Linked DNA regions of Homo sapiens: region 1 is linked to region 2. A link is a loop called in an ENCODE intact Hi-C map of the cell type or tissue named here. Cell type or tissue: endothelial cell of umbilical vein. All regions are shown on one strand. Each heading gives the region's core, and the rest is flanking DNA. Links, peaks and the distances in the headings are about the cores only.

The links. A loop is a pair of places that touch in the nucleus more often than their neighbours do. Peaks named below come from ENCODE experiments on the same cell type or tissue, not always from the same donor. Only the 100,000 strongest peaks of a DNase experiment are listed, where the experiment ranks them.
Region 1: it touches region 2 in a loop (11-fold over the local background); 7 of 110 quality-filtered maps call a loop at or near these places.

The regions. Positions count from the first base shown.
Region 1 is chr9:134,452,947-134,458,770 of GRCh38, forward strand. All of the region lies in intron 1 of LOC105376311 (a long non-coding RNA gene), which reads left to right. Among named protein-coding and RNA genes, the nearest start is that of MIR4669, 76 kb to the left of the region's middle. RefSeq lists enhancers at 1,403-2,238, 2,582-3,519, 3,520-4,456. In endothelial cell of umbilical vein, for the core only: no CTCF peak of the experiment used is centred there; a DNase peak (open chromatin) is centred at 3,495; H3K4me3 peaks cover 628 bases; H3K27ac peaks cover 2,208 bases.
Region 2 is chr9:134,549,638-134,555,461 of GRCh38, forward strand. No RefSeq gene overlaps it. Among named protein-coding and RNA genes, the nearest start is that of COL5A1, 89 kb to the right of the region's middle. RefSeq lists enhancers at 3,272-3,793, 3,794-4,314, 5,178-5,780. In endothelial cell of umbilical vein, for the core only: no CTCF peak of the experiment used is centred there; a DNase peak (open chromatin) is centred at 2,584; H3K27ac peaks cover 1,908 bases.

The sequences.
Region 1 (5,824 bases), core at 2,118-4,617, 96 kb before region 2:
GAACAGGAGTTCTTCAGGTGCGAAATAGGGAAAAGAAAATCTCCCAATTCCCTGGTGCCCCAAGTAGGGCTCATGAAGGTCCAGGTCAGCTTGAAGAAACCAAGGGCCTTTAATGACCTCCCCACCAGGTGCTCCTTATAGACCCATGGTTCAAATCATCTTATTCCTGCCCCCTGGGCCAGTGTTGACGTTTCCCCATCTTATAGTGACGAACACTGGGGCCTGGAGGTCCAGCTGCTTACAGCCACGGTTTTCAGAGCATCTACCATGAGCTAGAGCTCCACCCCAGATGGTGGGGTTGGAAGTACAAGGAGAAAAGGAGGTGTGGAATAAGGCTCCTTGCTCTGAGCCCGTAAGCTCCCTCTGGGTGGGGGCTCTGTGGGTTGGTGCTGGGAGACTCGCTGTCCCGCTGACCTGCCTTCTCCCATAGATGGTGGCCCTTGAGACCACATGGAACCAATTTCCCAATTAAGCTAATTGGAAGAATCATGGCATGCCTTTCTGGTTATCGGCCTGGGAGGGCAGAATGGTGCCTGCGTGCCGAAGAGTCCATAAACGTTGAGCTATGCTGGCCAGACCATTGGACGGTATCACCTGGTCCAACCACTGTTTATGAGGACTTCCCGAGATCACTGAGGCTTTTAGGCTACTGTGCGTGTGCCTGTGAACTTCCAGGCCCTGTACCTGCATGTTATAGGAGGAAGTGCTGGGGTGGGGGGCTGTGGAGGGGCTCCTGAAACTTGTCTATAACCAGGCATGGCCATCTGGCTCTCACTTGGGTGGACTTTCTTAGGTCTAACTGCAATCTCTCTTGCTGCTGACTCAACATGCCCCCTCCCCCTCCCGAGTGGTTGGGGCCCCAGGTGAGCACTGGCCGGCGGGGCTGCTCACGATTGCTATCCAAGACCAGCCTGGAAAGCTGCCATTTTCATTAAAACCCTTAGACATGAATCTTCCAAAATGTTTCTATGAAGAATCCAAAGGAACCCGTGTCAGGGACATCCTTAGCTGGATGGGCAGCCTGGGAGCGGCGGCATGGGAGCAGCAGCATGGGAGCGGCCGGCCTGGGACAAGCTCCGTGTGACCACAGGCTCATCCTTTCTGCTCACTCGAGGTCTCGGCTTTCCCTTTTGTGGAAAGAGGGAGTTGTTCTGGAATCCACACCCTATGGTCCGTGTGATTTGGTGGGGGCAGCAAGGAGGCCTCCCCCTCCCCTAACACTGCCTCCCTGCTGCCCGGGATCACAGCCGCTGGGCTCCGTCCTGAGGGTTTAGCACTGCCCTCCCCTTTCTCAGATGCTTGCTGCACATTTCAGGGTGGAAAGGGCCCGACCTCATTCTTTCTGGGAGTCCGAAGAGGTTTGAGCAGGGCCCAGCACGTGGCCACTGCAAAGAGCGCTTGCTCTCAAAACCCAAGCTCCACCTTAGTTCAAGAGAGACGCCGATACTTCCCAGGAGGCAGCCACCACCAGGCCCCCAGTTCTAGGGCCCCCGTCAAGGCATGGGCCAGGCCCCATTTGTCTCCTCCACTGCTGAAGAGGCGGGGCCAGGGGTGACAGGAGCAAGCTGCATGAGATCAGGGTGGGGTTCTGGCACCATCCCAGGCTGGCTCTGTGACCTGGGCACGTCATAACCCCTCTTCCTGCCTCCATCCCACATCATCTGTAAAATGGAGGTGACGCCAGCTGCCCTGGCTCCCACTGGACTGTAATTTTGTCTGTGGTTTTCTCCGCCTCCTCCCCTCTCCTGCCTCAGTCGGGACTCATTCAAGCTGATCACCTCCCAGTGGGGTGCTGGTGGGTTCTGGTCACTGTGCAGGAAAGGGTTAACTCAGCAGGCCTGAGTTGTCCACACCCTGCACATTCCAAAGAAAGGTCTGGCTCTGGCCTAGCTCCTGGGAGGTGACCTCTGACCTCTAGCCACTTGAAATATACTGCGTGATAAGTGTCTGTGTTTGCTTGGGGGTCTTGGGCCACCCTAGTGACCGCGCTAATGATGTCATTTACAGTGGGACCTTGGGCTGTGCTGTATCGGCTCATCATCCTGGGGATGAGACCAAGGCCAAGCACACGGGCAGTGAGGCATGTCTTTGCGATGGACCCCCAGTAGGAACCCTGAGCCCCGAGGCGTGGCTGGGCCCCCCTGGCTGGTGCACACCATTCTGGGAGAATTGAGCATCGTCTGCCCGACTCTACTGAGAGAAGACCCCTGGGTGCTGGAGTCTGGTCTCCCCTAAACCCTGCCCTCTAGAGATGCCCAGTTTGCTGGTTCGAGGCTATGTCCTTTCACGGCGCTAAACCCTGACCTCGGGTATCGCTGCCTGGCTGAGTTCTGTGAGCCAGTCCAGCACGTCCCTGAGCCTGAGGGTGGTTTGGGGACCCTGAACTGCAGTGTCAGCATTTCCATGGATGGGTTCTGAAGGCAGGTGATGAGGAGGTGTCAGCCTGGGTTGACTACGAACTTTCAAGTCCTATTTCTGAAACAGCCCTTGGAAGGTTCGGGGGCCATTTTACCCCCTCTAGACATTTTGCTGAGCCTTTGCCTGGCCTTGACACCTGTCTCCACCTGTCCACGTTCCCAGCTCTGCCCACCAGGGACTGTGCCTACACCCAGGGATGGCCTAGGTCAGAGAGGGACAGGCTGTGGACTGAGGTCAGGCGTGAGCCAGCCCTGCCTGCCCCCTACAGTTGGGAATCCTCTGGGCGAGGGAGGCAGACAGGACAGAGGGATGCCGCAGGGGAAACCTACAGGTGTCCCCTTTCCCTGGAAATGGCGGACCTCCTTCTCCAGAGACCCTCACGTGCGTCTCTCTCAGGGACGCCTTGGGCCCCCACGGCGTTTGTGCCCAGCTGCCAGGCCTCTGATAAAGCCGCTTCCTCGCCTCGGCCCCCCTTCCCTGCCTGTGCCTCAGGAAACCCTGGGCCTCCTTCAAGGCCCTTCCCCTGTAAGCCCCTCCGTGTCGGGCTCTGCTGTGTCTTCCGAGACCACACCTGTCCTAGGTGCCTGGGTCCAGGTGAGGCGCTCCCTGCTGCCAGCAGTGGACAGAGACTGGTTTTAATTAAAGCTCCCAGCAACCACCCCTATCGCCGTGGAAACAGAGGTTCCGGTGGAGACGTGGCTCCCAGGCCACACGTGTAAGTAGCGCAGCTGGGAGTGGCGCCCGGAGCAGCCCGAACCCAAAGGCTGATCTTGACCGAGGTGCCCTGCTCCTTCCCGGCCGCGGTCTCCACTCGGCCCACTGCTGGGCCAGGGCCGCAGCGGCCGGAAGGGGCTGTCCCTCATGCACCGTGGCCCTCCGGCCTTGTCTCTCAGCGCCCAGACCCCAGGCACAAGGAGGCAGGGGGCTGGGACCTGCCTGGAGCCTGCTGCCCCAGCTGCTGACGTGGTCGCCCCCGCCCACCCTGTAGACGTGGCCGCCCCCACCCTGCCACGTCGCCACTTCCACCCTGCAGGCAGGAAGCTGCACGCTCTCGCTCTCTTTGTGTAACTTTTGGAGGGTTGTAGTTGCAGGAAACATCTGGATGTGGCCCAAGGAACATAATAAAAAAAAAAGGGAGAGCCGCGGGGAGAAGGCAGGGCTGGGGGAGGTTTGCAAAAGCCATCTGATTTCACTTTGCAAAGACAACTGCAATTATGCCTCTGAGGGTTTGCAGTCACTTCACATTCTAGCCATGCGGTGACGTCAGTGGGAAACTATGAAGCTCGCGGACTGCGTGGTGACACACACCCCACGAAACATGGCTCGGGCCAGCTGCCGGCCATGCTCCAGCCCGACAGCCCACCAACAGGGGTCTCTCCCAGAAGGAGGGAAGCTGTAGCTGGGAGAGGGGGTCCCTAACTTTGGACATGCTGGGTTGTCCCCAATCGCCCTCCGAGCTCCAGCTGTGCCTTCCCCTGCTCAGCCTGCATCTACCCCATCTGACCCCACAGGCTCCTGGACAGAAATGGCCCGGCCTTGCCTAGAGCTAAGCTTCCACTCCAAGGCAGAGCTATGGGGGTCCGGGCTGGCAGGGGGGCCATGGCCAGGCCCTCAGGGCTCCCTGCTTTCCAATGGCCCCAGGATCAGCGGTTTCCACAGTGTCCTGTAGCATGCGGCTGGGTGTCTCCATCGTCCCAGCATCCTGTGGGGTGGGCCGAGGGTCTGTGTCCCTCTATGTCCCGTGGGGTGGACCCCGGGTCTGTGTCCCCCTGTGTCCTGTAGGGTATGGCTGGGGTCTGAGTACCTCTGTGTCCTGTTGGGTGGAGCTGGGGTCTGTGTCCCTCTATGTCCTGTGGGGTGGGGCCGTGGTCTGTGTCCCCCTGTGTCCTGTCAGCTGGGGCTGGGGTCTGTGTCCCTCTGTGTCCTGTGTGGTGGGGCCGGGGTCTGTGTCCCCCTGTGTCCTGTCTGGTGGAGCTGGGGTCTGTGTCCCTCTGTGTCCTGTGTGGTGGGGCCAGTGTCTGTGTCCCCCTGTGTCCTGTCGGGTGGAGCCGGGGTCTGTGTCCATCTGTGTCCTGTGTGGTGGGGCCGGGGTCTGTGTCCATCTGTGTCCTGTGGGGTGGGCCGGGGTCTGTGTCCCTCTGGGTCCTGTGGGGTGGGGCCGGGGTCTGTGTCCCCCTGTGTCCTGTGTGGTGGGGCTGGGGTCTGTGTCCCCCTGTGTCCTGTCGGGTGGAGCTGGGGTCTGTGTCCCTCTGTGTCCTGTGGGGTGGGGCCAGTGTCTGTGTCCCCCTGTGTCCTGTGGGGTGGGGCCGGGGTCTGTGTCCCTCTGTGTCCTGTGGGGTGGGGCCGGGGTCTGTGTCTCTCACAGTGTCCCCAGCTTCTGGTCACTATCTCTGTCCCTCCTGCCCTGGGGTCATCCTGAGCTGGGTCCTGCCTGCCCTGAAATCTCAGGAGCTGGGGTGGTTCTCTCTGCTGCTTCTCTGCCCAAGAGTCCAAGGGCTTCCCAGGGACAGTGCTGCACCCTGATGGAGCCCAGGCCTCTGGGCGAAGGACACAGCCTCTCCCAGACCTGCCCCAGACCCCTGAGGCTTTTTAGTGCAAGGGGACCCCCAGGGCAGGAAGGGTTTGCCTGCCACGTGGCAAGTACTTCTGCCTTGAGGCCGTCACAGACAGGGTCTCTGGACTGTGGTGTAGTGTCCTGTCATCTCCAGGTGTAGTCTCAGAAACGCCTTGAAATGAAGCCTGAAGGGGAAGCCCAGTTCCATGGTGTGGACGAGCGTGTCTGCCGGAGGCCTCGGAGTCGCATCCACCGGTGTTTATTGACAGCTGACTGGTGCTGTGCCCTGAGACCCAGGCCCTGCCCTCTGGCACTCAGTCTACCAGGGGCCAAGGCCTGCACCCTCCCTCTGGGCTCACCTTGGTCAAGCCTCTGGTGGACTTTTAAGGCCCACGGGGAACCCCCCCACAGACCCCCTTCCCACTCTGCAGGTGGGCCGCTGAGGCCTCTGCAGACGGGCCTGAGCAGCAGGGCCTGTGCTTGTCGAGGCCCCATGGCTCCCGCCATGGCCAGGGTGAGATGCAGAGGGCCACGGAGCCTGCGGTGGGGCCCTGGGGTTTGACACTGGGGCCCTGCCTGGAATGGGGCCTTGGTGTGATGGGAGCTGGGGGTGGGGTGGAGCCTGCCTGGGCCGAGGGGCTGTCTGGTCGGGAGCGATTCTTCAGCAGCAGAGACTTGAGTCATGGCTGGGGCCTCCTGGCCTCTGGGGGGACCTTAAGACATTTTTTCCATGGAAAGTAGCTGCTGGCTCTCTGCTTACCGGGGAGCTCTCTGTCCCCTCCCACTGCCTGCTGAGGGTTTGGTGGGGGCTGCTTCACTTCTTTGCTGGACTTTCCACTGGCCTGGATGGGC
Region 2 (5,824 bases), core at 1,482-3,981:
AGCTGAGGGTGCCTCATACCATTTCTTTTGGGGACAGTTTGCCTCCAGAGTCCTGGCAGGGGGTTTGTGGGAGAAGGCAGGGCCCCGTTACCCCACATCAGCTGAAATAAAAGAAACATGCGGCACACACAGTCAGTAAGACAGAGCCACCGAGGCAGCCATCTGAGGGAAAGTGACATTTTCACTGGGCTCTCTCACCCTTGCTGAAGGGCACAACCTGTTTTGTTTTCAGCTGCAGGCTGGGTGGTGGAGGCTGGGTGGAGAAGGCTGGGTGGTGGAGGCTGGGTGGTGGATGCTGGGTGGAGAAGGCTGGGTGGTGGAGGCTGGGTGGAGAAGGCTGGGTGGTGGAGGCTGGGTGGCGAAGGCTGGGTGGTGGAGGCTGGGTGGAGAAGGCTGGGTGGTGGAGGCTGGGTGGAGGAGGCTGGGTGGTGGAGGCTGGGTGGTGGAGGCTGGGTGGAGAAGGCTGGGTGGAGAAGGCTGGGTGGTGGAGGCTGGGTGGTGGCGGCTGGGTGGTGGAGGCTGGGTGGTGGGTGGTGGCGGCTGGGTGGTGGCGGCTGGGTGGTGGCGGCTGGGTGGTGGAGGCTGGGTGGTGGAGGCTGGGTGGAGAAGGCTGGGTGGTGGAGGCTGGGTGGAGAAGGCTGGGTGGTGGAGGCTGGGTGGTGGAGGCTGGGTGGTGGAGGCTGGGTGGAGAAGGCTGGGTGGAGAAGGCTGGGTGGTGGAGGCTGGGTGGTGGCGGCTGAGGCCTCTCTCTGAAGGTCATCCCTGGCAGTGGTGGCTGTGCCTGGGACCCTCTTGCTTTCCCTGGGGGCCTCCCGGAGGAACAGCTCTATGGTGTTTCCGACCAATCCCCTTTCTTTGGGTCTTGCTGGTTATAAAATGGGAATATTCATTTCAAGTGCCGAGCCAATGCATATTCTTTTCCCACCATCATAAAAGACTTGCTTCCTAATGACAATAACCTTCATTGCAGGCCGTCGATTGTCATCTCTGTTTGTTTTTCCACTCCACCTTCTCAGCTCCTGTGCCACCTCCCACCCCACGTCTTGTTGACTTCATGTTTATCCTTCACTCACTCAACAAGCACATGTGTCCTTAGTGATGCCCCTGCAGCCCCTGTCCCATCTGGCACTGTGTCATTCAGGTGTTCCCGCCTCCCCGGACACCTCCTTCGGCCCCCTCTCCTGGGTGTTCTGGACAACTGCGGCCACGTGTCTGCTTTGCTCCAACTCTGAGTGGTCTCAGGCAGGTCCTTGCCCCTCTGAGTTTCAGTTTTATTTATAATGTAGAGAAACGGAGAACTTGTTTCATAAATGATCCTCACCAATTCCACGTGGTGGCCCAGAGGGCTGTGTTGAGAAGGACTCTGAGGAGCAGCCCAAAATTGACAGGAGGGAGGGCTGACCAGCAACGTGTGTTGTGAGAACAGGAGGGAAGGGGGCCAGGTGGACACTGGCTCTTTGCTGTCCTTGGACTGGATGGTGCTTCAGCACCTGCATCTCTCCGCCTCTTCACACCTGTCCCGCTTTACATCCTCCGTGTGGGAGACGTCACACCCACCTTCAGTTTAGAGCTGGGGCCGCTCTGTTCCCCAGGGCCGCAGCTGCGGGGCAGAGCTGGTTGTCAACTGCGTGTGAGGGTGGAATCGAAGGGGTCCTCTGTGCTGGAGGACCCCGTCCTGGAGAAGCAAAAGGCTGAGTCGCTGAGTTTTCGGGTCTTGGCTCCCTGCCCATGGCCCCTTTTCCCAAGTAGAGACCCCAGTGGTCCTGGGAGCCGCCCTGCAGAAGCCCTGCCATGACCTGGCATCCTCCGCAGGTGAGGGAGCCGGCCTTCCACCTGGAGGGGGCAGAGGGCAAAGGCTGCAGAGCCTCCGCCGCGTCAGCCGCTGGTTGAACGGTCCAGGCGTGCGCGCATCCCTCGCAGCCGTCGACACACAAACAGGCTGGTCTGACGGGACAACTCTCCACTGAGTTCAAGCTCAACAGGCTCAGATGAGACCCACAGACCATTATGTGTTTACATCTGGAACTTTCTTTTTCCTGCATGTGGCCCCCTTCCTGCACAAAAGGTTGGTCTTCTTCATCTCCCAAAATCCATACGGCTTGGCATAGGATAGAAGCACAGACAATGATTTCTGCGATTGATTTATTTTCCCTTGTAACTAAATGCTGAAGTGACAGTAATATAAGCCAGCCCTAGGGGATCTAATTCAGTGTCCTGATTGATAGGACAGCAAACTTGGTCTTGCTCTTCATCTCAGGGAGCCCAGACTCCCCGTGGACAAGGGGCCGAGAGGTTTGTGCAGCCTTCTCTGCCTTGTTTCACGCCGGCCAGTGGCTGGTCTAGGAGGGATCCTTCCCCCACCCCCCACCCCAAGTCTATTTCAGACCCACCTCCTGCTGACTCTGCTCCATCGAGAAGAGCTATAAATCAGCCTTCCTTCTGGGGTGATTATAAAAATCACTCTATTAGCAGTTGACTCACAGTCTAAAAATGTGCTCATGGCATAGTTGTGGCCACTGAGCCTGGTTCGGTGGGACAGGCCCCAAGCCCCAGCCCGCGCCTTTCTGCAGGAGGACTTCCCTTTCCAAGCACGCGCGCTGCCGCCAGAGCCTTCCGGCCGACCCGCCGCGGTGCCCTTCCTAGCGACGGCCTGTGATGTTCCTTAGCCACGGGGCTTGGCCCAGACCCGCTAGAGGGGGAACGAGGGAGGAAGCCATCTGGGGAGGAATCAGAGTTCAGACGAGAAAGGAAATTGCCCTGAGATGATTGAAATGGCAAGGAGAAGGGAGAACCTGGCCAGTCCAGCTGAACAAGCGGATGTGGGGTCGGGGGTGGCCTGGGGTCCCTGTCCTGGCTTTGGGTCTCCCTTGTACCCATGTAGTACTAGTACTACTACTACTCAGTGACCAGCTCTGCTGACACTGGGGTCCGGCGGAGTCTGAGGGACTGGAGGGAGGCTGCCTTGTCTTCTTCCACCTCCCTGGGTGCCAGCTGGGTGGGGCAGGCATGGAAAGCCCTCTGCAGATGTGCAGGTCCCCCAGGAACAGAATGGGGGTTCTAGGTGAGTGTGACCGGGGGCTTCCATGTAACCCCACTACAGTGACCTGAAAACAGGACCAGTAACCCCAGATCAACCGCCAGCCACACCCTGGGCACCATCTCCCCCAGAAGTCCTTTGGTGCCCCAGGGCCAGCACCTGCTAAGGTGAGAATTGGGACCACCTGTGCCCATGTCCCTCAGCCATGCTTGCCCTGGCTTGTAGCTCCCCAGGACAGGGCTGGGCCTTTGCCTCGGGTGGGGTCCCTGCAGCTGGCTCCGTACTGCTGGCCACACCTCAGGACTTGGTGAGCCTTTGAACACTAAGTTCTGAGCTCAGGGGGCTCAGCATTTTAGACTTTGGTTTTGCTGACACTCCTGACCAAGTGCACTTTCCCCTCTGCAGAGCCAGACTGTGGCTTTTCCCTTTTGGGCAGTGGAAGGGGCGGGCCAGAGGCTGGGTCAGGGTAGTGGAGAGAAGAGCCCCAACCAGCTGTGGCCCGTGATGCAGTGCCTGGGGCTGACCCGGGGCTCCAGCTCAGCCTGGGCCTCAGCCGCGTCAGATCCCCACCAGGCCTCCTCCTGGGTCCCAAGGGGCTTCCCTGCTGTCGGCAGTACCAGCAGCTGCAGTTTGATTTGGGGCAGAAGTCAGGGTGGGCTGTGTCCAGAGAGTCACCCTGAGTGGCCTGTAGGCACAGCATTGCTCGGAGATGGCGCTCACCCAACCTTCATGCAGCAGGCACTTCTTGAGTGCCCAGCATGTGCCAGGCCTGGCGCGGCCCGGCTGGCCCAGTGCGAGTGTGGACCAGCCCTCCTTGTTGGGACAGGCAGGCTGGGGAGAGGAGAGCAGGGGCCCGAGGCCGGCATTCTGCACTTTCCATCCCCTCCTCCTGGGCTCCCCGCTTCCTGGGAGGTCCGGGCAGGAAGCCGGGCAGAGCCCACCCCCATGCTCTCAGACTTTTGACAAGTGCTCCCCTTGATGCCAGGCTGTGACGGTGAAGACGCCACTCCCAGCAAAGTCAGAGTGATCTTCTTCCTGCCTCCCCAGGTTCTCCAGCCCCTCAGTGCTCCCTGGGGAATAGCAGCTCATCAGGGGTGCCGTCCAATCCCCAATGGGGTTTCCTGTGCGGCTCTGGAGGGCTCTGGTTCCCTCGGTCTCCAGAGAAACATGTGAGGACAGCGATGGTTTTGCAGTTTCTGGCGCCGCCCGCAACACAACTCCAGGTTAATAAGAAGAGAAAGCCTCTCCTTTCACTTTCTTGCCGAATGCCTTTCCGGGCAAAGAGAAGGGGAGGAAGAGGAAGGCTGGGGAGGGGGAATTCATTTCCCAGCAGGGGATGGGGGCTGTCAGCCCTCGGGGGGCCTGGGTGGGTCTGAGGGAGACACAGAGCCTGGGAGTCCTGCAGGCCTGGCGGAGTGAGCAGGGGGGTGTGGGGGCTGGGAAGGTGGGGAGACAGGAAGGCACTTCAGGGGACCCAGGTGGGCCGATGCCCTGTGGATGGAGGGCACTCCGGAGGCCCAGCAAACAGAAAGCCAGAGATGGACAATGCTGGGAGGCGGGCGTCTAGGGTGTCAGGATCTCTAGGCTGCCAGGACGTAGAGGAGCTATGAGCGGCACAGCCCGCTGGGGTTGGTGGGAGGTGGCTCCGCAGGGGCCTGTCACTTGGGCTTGAGAGAGATTTGGGTTCCAGACTGCCTTGACTGTGACCTTGCCCTGGGGGTCAGTGCCTCATCCGAGAGATGGACTGACTCCCCCTGCTCTGCGCTCGTCACCTGCTGGGAGGCTCAGGTGAGACGGTTTGGGTGACAGCAGCTCGGGTGCTGAGGTGTCCAGTTCTGCAGGACTGAGGAAGCGCCGCTGTTGTGGACGCCGCACCTGCCTTGGGCACTGTCTGTGTAGAGCGCTGCCCAGGCGGAGCCCTGGACTGACAGGGCCCCCCTTGCTCTCCTACCCATCCAGACCAGCAAACAAGCCCTAAGGTGGACAAGTGCCACAGCGACTCAAGGGCACCTCCATCGTGGTCCACACAGTGAGCCTTGCCCCCATCTATGCCATGGCAGGCATCACCAGCCCCTCCCTGCACTCACAGCATTGGCCTCCTCCCTGCTCGGCTCTGCAGCCAGCCATGGAGGCTCCACCCCCAGGCTTGCAAGGCAACCTCCGCTGGCTGTCCTGGCTGGGCCCTCCATGGCCTGGGCTCTGCGGGCCAAGCACGAGCTGACCTCTGTCTCCTGAGGACAAGCGTGCTGGGTGGGGATCAGAGGAAGATCGCCTGAGAAGGCAGAGGAGGTCTCACTGGGGCATCTGGGGACCAGACGCGGGAGGCTGAGCTCATCCACATGCTGGGCCAGCCGCTCTCCCCAAGGCCCTGGAGACAGTCTGAGCCCAGCCAGGGTGGGGCTAGAATCATCCAGATAAGCCCAAAGGCTCAGTGGTCCACAGATGATGGGTCCAGCCATGCAGAGTGGCTGGTGGCTGTGCCAGGTCCTGGGTTCGTGGATACTCTGGGCACAGGAAGCCTGGGAGATCTCAGGGAGGCCCCTGAGGATAGCGAGGTGGGTGGAGGGCATCATAGCATCCCAGCACCCATCCTACGCTGTGTGACCTTGGGCAGCTCGCTTGCCGTCTCTGGGCGGCTGTTTCCCCATTTCTGAGTCTATCGTGTTCCTCAGTGGTCACTGTCTCAGTGGATGCTGCCTTCTAGGCCAGCAGTTGTTAAAACCGCACAGCTGCAGGGACGGCTGAGGGAACAGGACCCAGTGATATGGAAACATGTGGGAAGGCATT